Linked DNA regions of Homo sapiens: region 1 is linked to region 2. A link is an interaction called in ENCODE POLR2A ChIA-PET data of the cell type or tissue named here. Cell type or tissue: OCI-LY7. All regions are shown on one strand. Links, peaks and the distances in the headings refer to the core of each region. The heading gives the core; the rest is flanking DNA. Region 1 overlaps CFAP299 (cilia and flagella associated protein 299). Region 2 overlaps CFAP299 (cilia and flagella associated protein 299).

The links. ChIA-PET counts read pairs that join two places held together with the same protein. Peaks named below come from ENCODE experiments on the same cell type or tissue, not always from the same donor. Only the 100,000 strongest peaks of a DNase experiment are listed, where the experiment ranks them.
Region 1: POLR2A ChIA-PET joins it to region 2 with 13 read pairs; 3 of 35 experiments call an interaction of 5 or more read pairs at or near these places.

Annotation. Positions count from the first base shown.
Region 1 is chr4:80,896,719-80,902,105 of GRCh38, reverse strand. The region is part of intron 4 of CFAP299 (cilia and flagella associated protein 299); the gene reads right to left. Among named protein-coding and RNA genes, the nearest start is that of BMP3, 130 kb to the left of the region's middle. RefSeq lists an enhancer at 4,311-4,450. In OCI-LY7, for the core only: no CTCF peak of the experiment used is centred there; no DNase peak of the experiment used is centred there; H3K27ac peaks cover 676 bases.
Region 2 is chr4:80,952,073-80,957,459 of GRCh38, reverse strand. All of the region lies in intron 5 of CFAP299 (cilia and flagella associated protein 299), which reads right to left. Among named protein-coding and RNA genes, the nearest start is that of BMP3, 76 kb to the left of the region's middle. In OCI-LY7, for the core only: no CTCF peak of the experiment used is centred there; a DNase peak (open chromatin) is centred at 3,229.

The DNA of each region.
Region 1 (5,387 bases), core at 62-5,061, 55 kb after region 2:
AAAGAGGAAGGCACCTGACCCAGCTGGAAAATATCACAGTTTTGTTATTTGAAAGTGCCACTCTTGAAGGCTGAACTGTTTTTCACAATGCCATATAAATATATACACACAAAAGTATATAATTTTAGAAATGGCAAGATCAGAGGACAGAGAGAGAAACAAACTTTAGCCTAAGTCAAGTGTTAGTTGGCTGAGTTAGGAGGACGGGGAAAAACTCAGCTGGTAATCCTTGAGAAGGAAAAATGAAAACTGTTCTAAAACTTTAAGAGATTTAATTTAGAGTTCTGTTTGGAAATTTTAGGCTTAATAAGTCTCTAGTCATATTCAAAACTAAAGTAGGTAACCATATATGAAAGAAATGAAGTGATTGAACCAATTGCTGGCAGTGATTGGGGCCAAAGGATAAAGCATCAATAATGATTAAATATGTAGTCTTGAAGTCTGTTATTCTAGACAGTGGAATAAGAAGAAACATTGGCATGGAGACCCAATTGTGGCTGGTTTTAAAACTACAAGTAAATAAAACAGGCTCTTATACACCTGTGGCAATTCCTAAGGGTCACGAAGCATCTTAAAAGTGGCAAAGTAACAGCAAATATATTTTTAAAATAATGTTTGCTACTTTGGATGACATGAGAGAAAATAACTTATGCTCAGTTTTACCCACAGAAGGAGCCAGAATGTTTCAAAAAACACCCATTGCATAACTACACTGCTTCTTGGATGATCTGCCCAAAGAAGATGTCTCTAGCAGATCCTGGGAGCTGCTAGAAAAACAATCCTGTTGATACAGTAATGGATTTTGAAAATTAAAATAGCTTAATATGTAATAGGTGTATGTGCACATGCGTGTTCTAGTCATATGCTACAGGAATAGATTCTGTAACTAAAATTACATTTCAGATTGTGATAGGTATATTTTTTTTGCCCTCCATAACGCCTGTGCACCTTGCTTCATGCACTTAGGGAGAGTCCAGCCTCAACAGGCAACATTGCTCTCATTGCTCTCTGTATACCATTGTTTACTATGGTGATGAGTTATGCTGTAAAAATTCCTTTTTTACTCATCTTCCTAGCTTTTTTATTGCAAACCCTTTTTAATTGACTTCATGACTAAATGGTAGTTACTTAGTAAAATGATTAGCAGTGCTTTAAAATACTAAGCATCTACTGTGGGTTGGTTTTTATGCAATACCATATTGATCCTCAGAATAACAAACTAAGGTATATATTATTATTAATTTTTATAAAATGCAGAAACAAAAGGACATAGAGGTCAACAAACTTGTCTAATTAGAAAAAAATTTTGATTGATTTCAAATCCCAGCCCTGTTTATTATTATTATTATTATTTAAAATAACTATTTATTGAATCCTACTAAATTGTATTTTCTTCCAGAGAATACTGCCATATAAATTTGAATTATCAAACTTTGCTTCTTATTACTTTTAGCCTTTTCTTCTAGGGCTTTTCCACTCTTTTATTTGAAAGAAGCAACCCCTTCTTAATTTTCTTATTGAACATATTTTACCTACAACAGATTAAAATACAGTCATCCTAGCAACAGATTTATTTAGATGATACGTATTAATCCAGTTACTGAGAAACTAAACTGATAAATTAGATCTTAGTCTTGACAAATTATTTGCTTTAACACATGCTGGCATGTCTGATATTTTCCCCACGTTCTTTAAACATGAGATATACAATCAGACAAGAATATTGCTATGTTAATATTATTTCTGTTGTATTCTTTGTATAGTTACAAAACATAAAATAATAAGAGAGAAACATAAAAGAGTTGATTTAGAATGCTATTGGATAGAATTATGTAAATGCCTTTCACTTTCCTTGTGCTCCTATGCATCCTATCCTATAAACCTCTTTCTTAGTTCTCATATCACATTTCCGTTATAGACTACTGTTCCCTTCTACTCTCTCAGACACACACACACACACACACACACACACACACACACACTTTCTTCCACTTTTATGTCATTTATTTTCTTGTCAAACTTTTAGTTATCTACTCATGCTATTTTTCCTCCACCTCCAAGTCACCTTTCAACCTACTACAATAGGGTTTTTCTCTGACCCGTTACCACCACCTCTTGACTGAAACTGTTCTTATAAAGTCACCAATGTTTTACCTATTTCCAGACACAATGGGCATTTCTTAATGTTCATCTCTTCTTAAACATTTCCAATGAATTTGCATTTATGAGCTCATTCTGTTCTCACAACAACCCTTTGAGGCAGGTATTATTAACTCCATTTTACTGGTGGGACAAATGAGGCAGAGAGAGTAAGCCAGGTAACTTGCCCAATGTAGCTGAAGCAGAGCCAGGATTTGAACCCAAGCTGACTGATGCCAGAGTTTGCATTTTTTACCACCGTGTATTTCTGTACAATCTGTGGCTGCTCTTGTCAGACTTCTACATTCTCTTTTATTCCCTAGGAGGACTGAAATCTCTGACATGCCTAGTTTAAAAGCACCTCTCTCAAGTTCACTTGGTCTGTCCTTGCCTTTCATGCTCATTTTAGTCAACAGGTGGCCACTTCTTTGTTATTGAAAGACTTTTTTTCTCTTGAGTCCCATGATAAGATTGTGCTCTACGTTTCCTTTTATGCTGCTGTACCTTCCTTCTCAGATTCATTTTCTGGGTTCTTTTCCTCTTCCCAACATATAAAATTGGCTGTTTTCACATTACATCTCATCTCTTCTCTACTCTAGTTGGTTGCATTCTTTCCCAAGGATTTAAGCACTAACTTTATGTTGAATACTTTCAGGCTTGTATCTACAGACCTCTCATATCTAGCTACATCTCATAGATAACTCAAATTTAAGAGTCGGAAATGTTCATGATAATAGAAGAATTTTTACTTGCATATGCTATGTGCCAGTGACTGTTCTAAGTGTTCTACATATATTATCTCATAAAATCTTCACAGTAGCCTTCCATATAGGTGTTATTATAAAGCTCATGTTATACACAAGTGTGAGAGAGTTTGAGTAACTTGCCCAAGATCATCAAGCAAGGGGCAGAGACTGTTAAATCCAGTTTGGCTCCAGACATCTTGCTGTTTAGCTGTATGATAGAGATCTTTACCTAAAATAATCTTTTCCTTATTCTTTGCATTGGAAGTTAGCAAGCCCTTATATTTTGGGAATCAGCCTAAATTTTACCTCTTTAGAGAAGCTGTTCTTGATTATTTTGTCTAAAGTAGCTCCTGCCTGCTTACTCTCAGTATTGGCTTCCTTTTATTTCCTGGAAATTACCTAAAAAATTGTTTAAGTCATTTAATTTACTCATCACTATCATCATAGTCCATGGATTGTTTTGCTCCATACCCACTCAAATTCCTTTATGGTATGCCTTCCTGGATTACAGAGGTAGAAGGATTAAAATCTAATTTTCTCAGATTATCTTACAGCTGGGTTTTCCCATGTAATTTTGATAGCAACAGGAGACAGGAAAATTCTGGGAAGAAGAGGGTGGGTCCCCAGCTAGGGACCCACCCTCAAGCCGAAAAGCCTGATATCATGGCCCAAAATGAGAACTTGCATCCCTGTTTTCCTACTTAAATGTTGCCTTTTCCAAAACCACCCATAGCCCATCCCACCCCCCACATCCAGTGCCCATAAAAACCCCAGGTTCAGCTGGCAGAGGAAGGAGAAGCAGCTGGATATTAGAGACTAAGTTTGGATGTTAGAGAGAAGCAGCTTGAGTTCAGAGAAACAGCTTAAAGGTGTAGCTTTGGAGAGGAGTCTGGCTGGGGATAGCCAGACTTTGGGGGAGGATTGCCATCCTGCCCCATCCCCTTTTCAACTCCCCATCCTGCTGAAACCAACTTTCATTGGTAATAAAATCCCCCACATTTACCACCTCTAATTTGTTCATGTGACCTCATTTTTCTTGGTCACTGGTCAAGAGCTCGAGCAATGAGTGTGGATATAAGAGGGCCCACTGAGCTGTTAACACTTAAACCATCCACAGATGGCAGAGCTAAAAGAGCCCTTACTGTAACACTTCCTCTGGAGCTTCAGGGGTTCTGGGCACCCCACTGGACACTGTCATGAGGCCCCACATGGAGTTTGCTCCTGCCAGTGCCCAAAAGCACTTGCCCTGGCTCCTGCACCGACTCACCTGCATGCTCCCTCCTGCAAGGGGTTGAGTGCCGCAGGCTGAGTAACTGAGGCACCCCTGTTGTGAGGCCCGTGAAGAGGTCAGGGAAATACCCTGTTTCAATTTAGTTTTCTCTAATCAGAAGCTCTCACAGGGGAAATCAATGTGAAACTAAGTTATGTGGGGAAAGACACAGGGCATAAGGAAACAACTGTGCTCAAATAGATTATACAGAAAAGGCATAGCTCTAGAGATGTCAGGTGTGGCAGAAGATTCTTGATATTGTGGTTCCTGACTTGCAGAAACATGTTTCTGGAGCTGTCCACAGTGGTAGGAGCTTCGTGGTTATGCAGTTTTCTGATTGTGGTAGAGGCTGCAGCTTTTTTGCCACCTCAGTTCTTCAGCATGGCTTTAAGAGTTATTATGAAAGCTAAACCTAGAATCTGTTTCTTCAGTCCTCCCAGTGATGTTGTGAACTACTTATATGCTTATTAAATTCCTCCATGCTTAAACCAGCTTCAACAGACTCTGTTGTCTGCAATTAAAGGATCCAGACCAGTACATCTAATAGTTTGTGTGTTTATTTTATCTATCAGAATATAAGCATTCCAAGAGAAGCTAACCATTCCTGTCAATTGCTGAATTCCCAATGCCAGGCACAGCTTAGCTCAGAGTAGATGCCTAATATATAATTACTGAATTTCATAACATAAAGTTTTAGAAATGTTTAATCTCTTGTACAATGATGAAAACTGCTCTGGAATACCCTATAAAGAACTTCCAGTAGTACACCTTGCTGTTTTTCTATGTGTCTTATATTCCATTTCAGCTTGGTTCTAGAATATATCCAGAAGGTTAAGATTACTGAATAGGTAGCAGCTTCTCACTGTTCCTAAAATTTGCCATGCCTTTTTCATTTTTCTGCTGATATTTGTAATGCCGTGCCCTTCACTTTTCTCTTGGGTGAATTCCTATTCATTTTTCAAAGATAAACTGAATTATTTTCTTACAGCAGTCTTTCCCGTACTTCCCTCAAATGATTGATTAATCACACCTTAATCAGATGCATTAATATAGCCCTTATAATAAATTATTATAGCAGCAAGGTATGATTGATTAATCACACCTTAATGCAGATACATTATTATAGCACTTCTAGAATAACAGATAATATTTTGAGCCATTGTGTTATAAGCACTAGGTGAAATAAAATCTGTCAGTGAAGGAATATATTAAATTGACATAATGCTTGGTTG
Region 2 (5,387 bases), core at 201-5,200:
ATTCACTCTATATCTGTGTGAGAATGATGATTCTATCTTCTTTTAAAAATTGTTTCTTAATAATGTATAAAAAGAGTGCTAAAAACCGTTACACATACACAACAGCAACAGCAAACGATGTAACTGGCTGAGAAAATTCAGCACTTAGAAAGCTCTTCCTTCAAATTCATGGCACTGTAAGGAGCTGTGAAAAGATTACTGCCTGAAACCCATTACTGGGTCCCAGGAGAGATGGGACTCCAAGCCAAGTATAAAATATGGGTAAAACAAGATACTGAAATAAGTCCAACAGTAAAAAGTTACTGAAAAATAATAACTGATGAAACAAAACAAGAAGATTCTAACCTTATTCTACCAAATCCCAGAAGAATTACAGATTTAAATGTATGAAAAGAACGATAAACAAATTTAGAAGAAAATATATGTAACTATTTTCCTGATTCTAGTATAGGAATCTTTTTAAATATAGAAGCAATGAAAGCTATCAGAAAGAGAAATCAGTAGTTAGGATCATAGAAAAATTTAAAAATTTTGCATGACAAAACAACTGTAAACTTTAAAAGAATATAAATTTTGGTATATCACTAAAAATATGATAGCCAAAAGTTTTCTACCCTCTACACATAGAATACTTTAAAAATTTATTTTAAAATTCCCATTAAAAACCTACAGGAAAGTAGGTAGACAGCAATAACAATTGTAGAGAAAAGGAGATTGGGCATGGTGGCTCAAGCCTATAATCCCATTAATTTGGGTGGCCAAGGCAGGAGGATCGCTTGAGGCCAGGAGTTGGAGACCAGCCCAGGCAACATACTGTCACTATAAAAAAAAAAAAAGAAAATCTTAGGCATGGTGATTAGTGCTTGTGGTCCCAGCTACGCCAGAGGCTAGAGAGGGGAAATGTGCCGGGGTGGAAGTGGGATCATATGAGCCCAGGACTTCTAGGCTACAGTGAGTTTATGATTGTGCCACTGGACTCCACACAGAGCAAGACACTGTCTCTAAAATAAATATATAAATAAGAATATTATATAGTAGCATGCATATAAAATAAATTTTCATTTCCAATAGTAATAAAAAATGACTGGAGCAAATAAAATGACTCCAAACAGATCTGGACTGTGAAATTAACAGTTAAAAAAGTATGCAAAATAAATAGGGCATGGGAAATGGGAAATTTTAAACAGCTCAGATATAATTGTAAATTGACATGGTCTAACTGCAAAGCAATTTGACAATATCTATCTAAAGCTTTACAAAATACATATATTTTGACTAAGCAGGTTCCATTTTAGAAATCTGTCCTAAGTGGGGGTAAAATCAGAAGCTTGTTTGTAGAGAGTTGTTAATTAAACCGGAGGGAAAGCAGAAACCAAACTAAATTTCCACAAGTGGGAAATTCTCATATCAATTATGAGTAATTCAAAGGATAGAATATTATGTACATTCTTTTTTTGAGATGAAGTCTCATTCTTTCCCCCAGGCTGGAGTGTAGTGGCACAATCTATCTCAGCTCACTGCAATCTCTGCCTCCCAGGTTCAAGTGATTTTTCTGCCTCAGCCTCCTGAGTATCTGGGATTATAGGTGCATGCCACCATGCCCAGCTAATTTTTGTATTTTTCTTTAGTAGAGATGGGGTTTCATGGCCAGGCTGGTCTCTAACTCTTGACATCAGGTGATCTGCCTGCCTCAGCCTCCCAAAGTGCTGAGATTACAGGCATGAGCCACCGCGCCTGGCCTAGCTACATTATTTTCAATTTGCTTTTTTCACTTAATAGTGTATCTTGAACATCTGCACTAATCCATCAACATCAGTAAATACAGCTTTAACTTTTTAAACTGCCACATACTATTTCTTTGTATGCATGTATCATAATTTATTTAACCATTGCCTGGTCATGAACATGCAGATTGTTTCCAGTTTTTAACTCTCGCAATGCAAAATGATTATTCTTTTAGAGTTTTCATGGTTTCTAAGGTAATACACTACTAGGAAGCAATTTTCATTCATTGAGCACCTACTCTGTGGCAGGCATTTTAAACATATTCTCTCATTTCATCTTCACAACAACTCTTTGTAAATGGCTATACATTTTTAGATTTTTACAGATGAGAAGACAGAGGTGAAGTGCTCAAAAGGGTGAAGTAATTTTCCCTAATCACAAAGCTGAAAAGATCTCTGTACCTTCAACTCATTCTAAGCATTGCTCCTCTTAAGAGCTTTGCCCTGCCTGAGCCCTGATGACCATTTCTCATTCCCTTCCAACTTGTTCTGCAGTTCTAGCTGCTTTCAACTGCTCCAAAGTATTTTAGAGAATCCTCAGGTCTTGGAGAATTCTCAAGTGGGATTTATTAAGGTACTCAAGCAGGTCTTTGAATAACCTAAAATACAATTATACTACTCTGTATATGGCCATGTGTGCGTTTTTTTTTTTTTTTTTTTTTTTTTTTTTTTTTTTTTGATGGAGTCTTGCTCTGTCACCCAGGCTGGAGTGCAGTGGCGCAATCTTGGCTCACTGCAAGCTCCGTCTCCTGGGTTCACGCCATTCTCCTGCCTCAGCCTCCCAAGTAGCTGGGACTGCAGGTGCCTGCCACCATGCCTGGCTAATTTTTTGTATTTTTTAGTAGAGACAGCGTTTCCCCTTGTTAGCCAGGATGGTCTCGATCACCTGACCTCGTGGTCCGCCCACCTCCGCCTCCTAAACTGCTGGGATTACAGGCATGAGCCACCATGCCCAGCCAAAACTTAACAGATTTTAAAAATAAGTTGTCCCCCCCGCATATTAAGAACCTATCCCCTTGGAGCAACCTCATATACTTATGAGGTAGTTTTCTGACCTGCCAAGTTGGGGCTGACATTTTTGTTCATTTAACTGTGTTTTTCTTTTCCACTCTTGCTTCAGCTATTTGAGAAAATGTATATATGTTCAGGGCCACCAATGTACATGCCAAAGATATCTCAGCCAGCAATAGCCACTTATAAGTTATCAACATGAGATTTTTCTTTCTTACTAATGGTCTTGGTCACTATTCATGCTATTGTATTCCATATTCTAATAAAATTCAACTCTCACTCTGCTTTGGGATTTCAATTTTTGAGAAATTATGAGTATTTGCTGGGAGTGGTGAATGGCTGAGAAAGAGTCATGGGAATTAACTACTTGTTCAACTGTTGAGACCCAGGAAAAAAACATGCTCTTTTTTTGAACTAGAAATAATCCCTCAACTGTGGTCTTGCACCTGCAATGACACCATGCCTGACTCATGTGTTTTCTGATGCCTGCTTCTGTGTTATTAGTTATCAGGTTTTTAAGATCATAGAGGAAACAATTATTTTGTTCTTATTCAATCATTCCATCTTGCCAGGAAATTAACTTCTACTCTCTTCCATACTTCTTGATTTGAGGTAATACATTTTGTGAGAAAGTGAGCGTGAACTGTGTCTAAAGCTCTCTTCCTCAAATCTCTCCATCCTTATATCCCTAGGCCATATGGGTCCCTTTTACTTTTGGCATCATGTTTGATTAGGTTGCTCTTGGAAATAAAAGCTTAAAACAATAATTTTTCTTTGTCATGTATGCTTTATTGGGATATGTACCTTTCTTTTCATTGCATATGTTCAGCTCAGATGATGGAGGCTTATCATTTATACTCTCTTATTACTAAACATTGACATATATATTTATGTATATACATAATTCAAAATTCAAAAAATATATATGTATTTTTTTCTTTCGTGTAGCTTACATTTCTTGTGTTACAGTTCATATATGAGTTCATGCACTGGACACTTATGAACAATGTGCTTATCTCTGGGGGTTGTTCCTTAAATACTGCATATAAAATTAAAGTCAGTTTTTCAGGTCAAGTGGAGGACATGACATTTAAGTTTTAGGAGTTTTAATTCATAAAAGCCAAGCTCTGTTATATAATTTTAATGTATTCCTCAAGGCCATTGATTTTAGCAGTAGTTAGTTGAGTAAATACTTAATTTATATGTGGTGGGCTTTCAGTTCAGATATACCAGGTGATTACCCAGAGGAGAAAATGTTTAAAAGCTACTTAGTATGTGGGTGTTTTAGGGCTATAATCAACCAAACATTCAGTAATTTGGGTAGCAAAACGAGAAAGTTGGCAAGGCCTCAGCTTTACTTAATAACTGTGACTGTGCCACAGTTAAAAAGCAACATTTATAAGAGGCCTCCAAGGAAAATACAGGGGCCAAAAAAGTGGTGTTGGTGATTCAGTAGATATCCCCTGCCCCACTGGCCCAATATTAATTTAGTCTTGTAGTGCAGTTTGCAGAAACATTTCTGAGACGTTGCGGAAGCCATAACCTTGTTTAAAACTTATTCTATTCAGCTTTTTGTTTGTTTGTTTTTCAAAAGGGATTATATATAGCTCCTCCTGTTAAAAGGCAGATTTTAAAACTGAGGACCTTCACTGAAGGGCGAGGTTCCAAGAGATTAAATTGGAACCATCTGCATATAGGACGTAGAAATGTTATGGGTCTCCGTTTTGAGAAGATCAATTTCAAGGCTATGACAGGTTAGGATTTTAGGATCTGGGAGGCAAGGGAAATGAAGAGAAGCCAACGACCTCAGAAGCAGAGGTGGCATTAAACAGGTAATGAACACCTTTCCTACTAATAGTAGCAAGTGCTTGCGTGGGGGTTGCCTGAGAGGGCAGAACAGAGGAGAGAGGAGCTCTGAGAAGATGTTGCTGGACTCTTCCTCTAAATTAAAAAAAAAATGCAAAAACAAAAACGGGTGATTTTATTAGTTGAATTTATTTTTAATTTTAAACCTTATGTGTCTAGTCTTTTGCTCAGAGAAAAAGAAAGAATTTGACATATTTGTTTTTAGCACCTGTACAATAATAGACAACAGTGACTACGCATTTATTTTTAAAAATAATAAAGTAATTGCTACTCTCATTTACCCATGCACCTAACACATTGCCGTTACCCTGGAAAAAATCACCATTTACTCTCGAAAGTTCCTCAAAGAACCCTGAGTGATAATTCATTTATCCACCTACCTAGGCAGAAAAGCACTAGAGTCAATTACTCTGGTAGTTTTTAGCTAAAAATAGCTTTAGCTCTACATATGTTTTCAGTGCCTAAGACCCTAAAATATTTTAAGTTAACCTCAATTTTTTTTAAGAATTATTTTTGGCCCTACCATTCATTTCTTTAGCAAATATTTAATATTTCAATTTATTCATCCCGCAGATGTTTACTGAACACCTACCATGTGCAGGCATGGAGCTAGCCCTGGTAATACAACGGCAAAATGTCCAGAAAGGGTTCCTGCCCTACATTTAACAGTTTATGCTTTACAAGTTTCTGTCATGTGTATTGTTTCATTTGAGCCTCTAGGCAAAC